Regions from separate parts of the Homo sapiens genome. Here region 2 is linked to region 1. The links are chromatin loops, found by intact Hi-C in ENCODE. Cell type or tissue: Calu3. All regions are shown on one strand.

What was found. Peaks named below come from ENCODE experiments on the same cell type or tissue, not always from the same donor. Only the 100,000 strongest peaks of a DNase experiment are listed, where the experiment ranks them.
Region 2: a loop joins it to region 1, with 5 times the contacts of the local background. A loop is called at or near these places in 16 of 110 quality-filtered maps.

What each region holds. Positions count from the first base shown.
Region 1 is chr6:70,218,973-70,222,972 of GRCh38, forward strand. The region is part of intron 37 of COL9A1 (collagen type IX alpha 1 chain); the gene reads right to left. Among named protein-coding and RNA genes, the nearest start is that of COL9A1, 82 kb to the right of the region's middle. In Calu3, a CTCF peak has its summit at 2,169 (motif pointing right); DNase peaks (open chromatin) are centred at 1,429 and 2,229.
Region 2 is chr6:70,310,171-70,314,170 of GRCh38, forward strand. No RefSeq gene overlaps it. Among named protein-coding and RNA genes, the nearest start is that of COL9A1, 9.1 kb to the left of the region's middle. In Calu3, a CTCF peak has its summit at 101 (motif pointing right); DNase peaks (open chromatin) are centred at 81 and 2,171.

The DNA.
Region 1 (4,000 bases):
TACCTAGTAAGTATGAAGCAGATCATTATGTGTTTTCTTTTAATGATGAGGTCCCTGAGAAAGCTTCTCCCTAATCCACAGCATCTATAGATAAAGCTGTAGCAGAACTATGCCCTTAGCAGCACCTGTTAAGATCCTTAACACCAGATGCAGTTAAAGGTGAAGTTGATTTTTTTAAGGTTTAAAAGATGAGCCAGATCTAAATCCGATTTTCATGCACCTTATCACTAGGAATGTTCCCACTGAGACATACCAGGTGTGCCTTAAAATCAAATCAAGTTTAGGAGAAGGAAATGCCCAAAGAAGAGGTAGAAAACCAAATGAGCACAGGGGCTGGGATGGTCATTGAGATCAGGGGTGGGCAAACTTCAGCTCATGAGCTAAATCTTGTTTTTGTAGTTTTATTAGAACACGACCATGGTCATTTGTTTACATATTGTCTGTGGCTGCTTTGGCGTACCAGGGCAGAGTTAAATAGCTGCAATATGGTGCCCATAGCCAAATAATCTGATCCTTCACAAATAAAGTTTGCTGATCCCTGATGTTATAAAGAAACAAGCCTGGATTAAGAAATTCCCCCACTGTTTTTACCAGATGAAAACGTAAAGTACAAATGCAATGAAATTTGGCCACTAATATTCCACGTAAGTGTTGGGGAGACCAAAGGGAGGAGTGAGGCCTGTGGTGAGCTGGAAAGTGGATGCGGGCAGCAGCTCTTCTCCAGCTAACAGCTGTCATCGGGGAATACAGGCCAGTGTTGCCAGAACTTCTGATAATTTTCAAGAGAGGCCAGGAAGCTGAGTCTTTAAATAAATATCTCCCAATGTTTAAATGTTAGCAACTAATTCAAATTTTTTTCAACATTTGTAGAGCCAGCCAAAAACCTTAAGTTTTAAGTAATTTATTCTCTAATACACTAACAATATTAAAAAGCAGAAGGATAGCTTTTTAGATTTTCACATTTGGTTCCCCATCAACACACTTCAGGAGAAGTTTTTCTTTTTCTTTTTTACCTTGCTGAGTTTATTCCAAATTGCTGCTTATCCTCTGAAGGAAGAGTCGATGAAGCCATCCTGTCTACCCTTGATTTATTTTATGAAGCATGCATCTCATCCAGTTCTGCCTTTGGCAAATGCAGCAATTTACCCTTTGGAGCTTTTGATGATGTCATCATCATCATCATCATCATCATCATCACCACAAATGCTTAATGAGAATGCTTTCTCTTTTCCATGGGCATACACTATGCTCATTATTGAGCCCATTTTTCTCATGCATAAACTGAGAGTTAGGAAGGTCAAATAATTGTCCATAGTCATATAGCCAGAAATGAGGACCCTTAACCACTGCACTAACTGTATTTTCCTACCTATTGATTTTTTTAACTCTGTGGAAGGGTGTGGAGGGGTGTGGCAGGGTGTGTGTGTGTGTGTGTGTGTGTGTGTGGTCATTTTTTTTAATTCCTTGGGCCTGAGTTGACCAGGAAGTAGACAGAGGTACAAAAACAAAGCACAGTATTGACTTTTGCAGAGCTCTAATGATCATAAGAAACTAAGATATTTCTCTGAGGTTTTGCCCTGTAGAAATACCAGAGAAAAAAAAACAGCCTTAACATAGCAGATTGTCAGGCTCTGGAAAGCCCTGACCCAGGGCCTTTGCTCTCATGTATGTTCTAAACTATGTGGGAGCCTCAGTTGGGTGACACTATGTCCACAGTCCACATCACTCAAAAAGTGAAGCTGACTCATAATAACGGTTCACAAAATGGGCATAAATGGTTAGCCCAGCAGCTACATTCATGAATATCTATCAACTGCTTTGTAACTCTTCAGAAAGAGAAAACATGCATCTAAAGTGTTATTCTGCTCTGCCTGCCTCATGTGTGTATTACTTACACTAACTGCCTAATGATTACATGGTTTTCTGAAATGTCAAGGACCTATAAATATGTTGAATATTCCCAATACAAAGAAATGATAAATGTTTGAGATGATGGATATACTAATTACCCTAATCTGGTCATTATGTAATATTTCTATTGAAACATTACTACATATCCCATAAATATGTATAACTATTATATGTCAATTAAAATAAAATAAAATATTTAAAATTATTGCTAAACGTTTTTTTTTTAAACAAATGAATAGCTATGTCATTCTCTATAAAACCACTAGAGGGTAGTCATGTTACACTGATGGAAGCCCATCTCGGCTGGATCATTCTGGAGGCAGCCCCTCACCTAATACATGCTGTGGCGTAAAAGGGACTGTGTATACAGTCAAAACAAAAAAAGTGAATAATTTTCACATTAAATAGGGTATTTCATAATTAATCCACTGGTTATGTAGACTTTTTGTATGTACCAGGAGTTTCTTATATTTCTTGAGCTTAATGTTGTGGTATTTGACAAAGCAGTATATGTTTAAGGAATTATAAACTGGTTTATGTAAGGCCCAGCAACCAAATAAAACAGCTGCAGCAATGGAAATGGAAAAATTAGGTACTGAAAAACTTAGCCCAGAACTGAATGTGTGCGTGTGTATTTTTCCACTCAATAGTCTCAAGCAAAGCTCACCTTTCTGTGGACTTTGCACAAGAAAACCAAATACTCTTATAACCTAGCATAGTCCAGCACAAAGCCAGCTACAACTTCCATGTCCAAGAGGCAAAAAGCACCTTAGCTCACAAGTCACCTTCCTAGTGTTCACATTCAAATGATTTGTCATTTAATTTATGTTTTGCCCTAGTGAGTGCACAAAGAGGAAGTCAGGACTCTTTATTATTAATAAATATGTTCCTTTAAAATTCTCAGAGTGACGAGGAACTAGTCCCAATGGGCAAGTTTGGTGGCAGCAGAGAGAGTCTTTGAGACAACCGACCAAGCAATAACACTAGCTGACCTGTGGCACAAAACTGAAGGCGGGGGAGACTAAAGTTCCAGGGATTGCTAATGTGATCCACGTAGCTCTGCAAGAGAGGCAGAGAAAGAAGCGAGACACTCAGCAATTATGGGACATGCTCAATTCACATGTCTAGGTTGCAAAGAAAAACTAATCGTATGATTAGACAGCCAGCCAATCATTCTGTCCACTTTGGGAACATAGACTCAGGAAGCATGAATATCTGTCTTGTTATTACCTGACAGACTTTTGTCAGGACATGAATTTAAGAGTCTGTATTTTCTCAAATATATTATAAAAAAAGGGAGCAACAATAATAACAGTTAAATTTCACTAAATAATGTCAGAGTGTCTGTTTGCCATATGCCAGGCACTGTTCCAAGAGCTTTACATGTATTAACATGTGCATATATGCTCTAAATACAAGGTAGGCATAGTGATTCCCATTCACTGAAGAGGAAACTGAAGCACTTCAAGGTAAAAGAATAGTGCATAAGCCCTGGCAGCCTGGCTCCATGTCTGCACTTCTTAAATATTCACCCAGCCTACTCCTGGCTGTGAGAAACAAACTAGATTGTGCATGTGTACTTTTTAAACAACAAAGCACTGTAGCCAAAATGATCATCAATGTAAAGGTTATAATAATAACCTGTGTTCCATAACAAGCAATGAGCATTATGTCCCTGCAGGGCATGTAATACTTAACACTGAACAAACAGAGATACAGCATTGGAGAGGGGAGACAGGGAACTAAAACTGTCCAGAAAGAATACAGGAACTCTAACAACCGATAGAAAATGATGATATTAGTTACATCGTTAAAAATATGTTAAATGCCTTAGCACAAAGAATGATCCAACTATCTTTTTTTTTTTTATTCAGGAGGATTTGAGCCCCAAATCCAACAACAGGAACAACAAAGAAGGTTGCAGACTATGCTGTTCTGCAGTTTCTTTATTTTAGGTAAGAAAAGAATTTTTTTATCTAGACGGTTCCAGACAAATTACTGCACAGAATCCTTTTGAAGTTTCATCAGGCCTTAAAGTCCTATTAATATTATGTTTTTGAGAGATCAGAAATCACATTCCTAGTCACAT
Region 2 (4,000 bases), 91 kb after region 1:
AACTTTAAATATACCTTGTTTTAGGTTGCATCTATGAAGTTTCATATGCATTTACTAGCTTTCACATGCTGGGAAAATGTTTTCTCTGCACTAGGTGGCAGTATAATCCTGAAATTTGAAACCTAAGCTAAGGCATCAAAGACGAATTTGATTTCCAGTCTTCAAGTAGATAACTTTGATTTTAAGAAAATATTTCATTCTTGGTTATTTTCCATATGTATAAATTGAAGTATTGTAATTGACTTCTTTTTAGGGTTCCTCTCAAAAAAATGTGCAAATACAATGCACCCTGAGGTTCATGAGAGCCTACTGAAGGAGAAAGACACTAAACGAAAGATTAAAATTAACTCTGCCTTCATAGATGAGCCATCCACTCTGACCTCACTAACCACCACCAATTTCAGCCTTATAACTAAACAGAGCCAAACTCAAGGTTAAGAATGTGGGCTCTGGAACCAGATTGCTTAGGTTCAAATCTCAGCTCTACCACTTTCTAGCTGGGAGACCATGGAGAGGTAATTAACCTTTCTGACTCATCTTATTTATCTGTAAAAATGAGTAATGAAAGCACTTACCTTATAGGTATACTATAAGGATCAAACTAGAGCCAAAAACAGTACCTGGCACTCAATAAATTTTAGCTACAATTTTTCTTATAACTCACTCTCCTCTGCTTTCTTCTTTGATTCAACCCCAATCTGTCCAGTAAATGGTGGTTCATTTAGATCTTAGAAGAGTGTGGCTGTGCTAAATACTAAAAACTATCCTAGACAATATACAACTACTCAAAAAACCCATTATAGATAGCAAGGTAAATCAATTGAAAGCCCCCTTCTCCCTTCCATATGCACATCTTTGTCTGTTTGCTACACTTTTATGATTCTTCCTCCTGTAATACTGCCCTTGATAAGTCCTTCAAGCTCTTCTCATCAATAATACTTTCCCTCTCATAATACTATATGGTTTTTCAAGAACATTTCTCATCACAGTCTCATTTGTACCTCGCAACAATCCAGCAGGACAGATGTGACTCTCCTGTTTTCCTGGTGAAGAAACAGGTGAAGAGACCTGTATGAGTTCATGGTTATATGTGACAAATCTACTGACTGACTCCTGAACAGATACAAATAAAAGGCAACTCCAGTAATCACTGGTGAACCAGTCAAACAGCTATTTACAAAACACTGCATACAGGAGGACCGATGCCTACTGATTAGTCCCCTTTTGGGGACATATGTGTATATACATATATATATATATATGTATATACACACACACACATACACACCACACATATGTATATGTATACATATGTGTATATATACATAAATGTGTGTATACATGTATATAATTGGTTTCTTCATTTTAAAATATTATATGGAAAAGTAATATATGTATTTGGTAACATGTATTGTATTTAAAAGTAAGATATATATTTGGTAATAAAACAGGATGACTATAGTCAATAATAATTTAATTGCACATTTTAAAATAACTAAAAGAGTACAACTGGATTGTTTGTAACACAAAGGATAAGTGCTTGAAATTATGGATACCCCATTTACCCTATGATTAGTACTTATTGTATGCATGTATCAAAATATCTCATATACCCCATAAATATATATACCTATTACATACCCACAAAAATTAAATGTTAAAGAAGTAATATACGAACATTTTGGAAAAGTGGAAAATACAGAAATAGAAGAAAGAGAAAAAAACATAGTCTCACCACCCAGAGACAACTCGCTATTAACATTTTAAGATGTTTTCTTCCAGTCCCTTTTCTACATACAAGCTGTGGTCATACTCTACACAGTTTTACAACTTCCTTAAATGCACACTACTTAAAACACTCATGCACGTGCTTTCACAAAATTTAAATGCAATCATATAGCACATATAAAAAGATAGCAAAACCCAGATGTAAGAACTTTGCCTTGAAGTCAAGATTATAGCTTTTAATTCTAACTGCTGTAACCTTGAGAGAGAAAACAACTATAGAGAAAGAGACACTGAGTAACTGGGAGAGGTTCTTCCAGCAGGTCTTGGTTTTTGAAAGACATTCTTTTTCTCACCCAAAGCCATGTGGGACTATAAATTTGAAGCCAACCACCTAACCACAAAACCACAAAGGCATGTGTAGACATTCCAGTGGCACCAAAGGGCAACCACAGGAGAGTCCTGCCTCCTATCGTTTCTTAAATCCAAATATCTCTGAAACCATGACTAACTCCAGGAATAGCAGTAGCAACTGACATGTGGGCAGGTGAGAAAGAGCCTTTGTTCTTAAAGACTCGACTTAGAGCCACGACAAACTGAAAGGCTCTAGCATTAGCATACTTATAGTGATTCCAGAGAGTGGTCAGTCCAGGGTGGAGCAGCAGAGATGGAAAGGCAGACAGGCAGTACCAGGATAGTGACAGAGGAGGAACAGAATCACGATTCATATTATTTCAGCCTGTCCTGGCCAAGGGCCTCGCCAGGGCTCTCAGGACTTTTTCTAGAAGTGCAGTGTAAGGAGGAAATGTCAGAAACTATACTTCATACTTTTTAAAATATATATATTTTTTATGTATATCATTCATTATTTTTGCTATTTTACAGGTGAGGCAAGTAAGGTTCAAAGACGTTAAATAACTTGCTAAGGGAAATTCCAAATGGCAGGCCAAAACCAAACGTTGGTTTCTCTAACATCAAAGCTGATGTTCTTCCTATAATTTGTCATATTCTGAGTATGCATACATGCACATGCACACACACACACACATGCACACACATACATGTGTTTAAGGACAGTCCCCGCTTCACTCTGCATCTAATTGTTCACTATTACTGTCTTTTCTTCATAAACTCTCAAGCTGGAAAACTTCAAGACTTACTAAGAAGACTTGCCCTTGTACTAATCACCAACTTGGTGCTGTAATTGTCCAAGGGCTTACCCTACTAATGCTTTGCTAAAAGCTACAAAAAAGTAGTGCTAAAATTCTCTCATACAAAATATCTCATGGAGAGTGATCATTCCTGTGTGAGTGTCCTGGACTTTATATAAACTCTTTATTATTGACTCGATTTATAGAGCATTTGTGAATTTTTTATGTATTTCTGGTATTTTTTTCTATATTTCCCTGAGGTTCTATCCGTATGTAAATTTGTCTCAGCTTCTAAATTCTCACACATTAGGGATCTTGATTACAATCTCTCCCATGCTTCATTTATTACCTACCGCAGTCAATCATTTTGTATATTCCTAGGCAGTCAAACTTCAACAAACATCGTATTTAAAGCACAGTGCTGGCTACTAAGGAGACTTTCAGAGCCAAATAATGTCTTCTCTGTCCTCAAGGAAGTAGGCGGGACACCCACACACCCCAAAACTATGGAACACACTTTGGCCTAAAAGGACTCCCCAAAAGAAAGTAGAACCATAAACAGTACTCTAGAGACAGAAAGGCAAAATGACTGATACTCTCCAGAAGGATTCAAAAGTGTTTCACAGAGGAAGTAACCTTAGCTTGACCCTAAAGAATGAATCCTATTTTACAGGCAAAAAAAGATAGAAAGTTTTACAAGGCAGTTGGAATAATGTGAACAAAAGCTCAGAGGCTTGAAAATGCATGGAGTGTAATTAATTACGTTTCAAACATAACTTAGCTTTTTTGAAAATATTGCGTGCCATCAACCCAGAAGTTGAGAAAATGCATGTTATTAAACAATATTTAGTAAGCAAATAATATGCCAAAAATGTTTATGACTTTCTTACATTAGCCTACCTTTCATATTAATATTTTGCTACTGAAAATTAAATCAACAATTCATCTGCTACAGTGGAAAATCTGAAAATTTGGATTTTGATTACAGAACAACACAGTTCTAGGAGAACCCTTATTTTGGCCCACAACGGATTCTCTATTTAGAGATTCCATCAAGACATAAAGAACACCAGGTGCCCTGATGTCAATGTCAAGGGAAAAGAGGCAAGATGTCTTCATTAGGA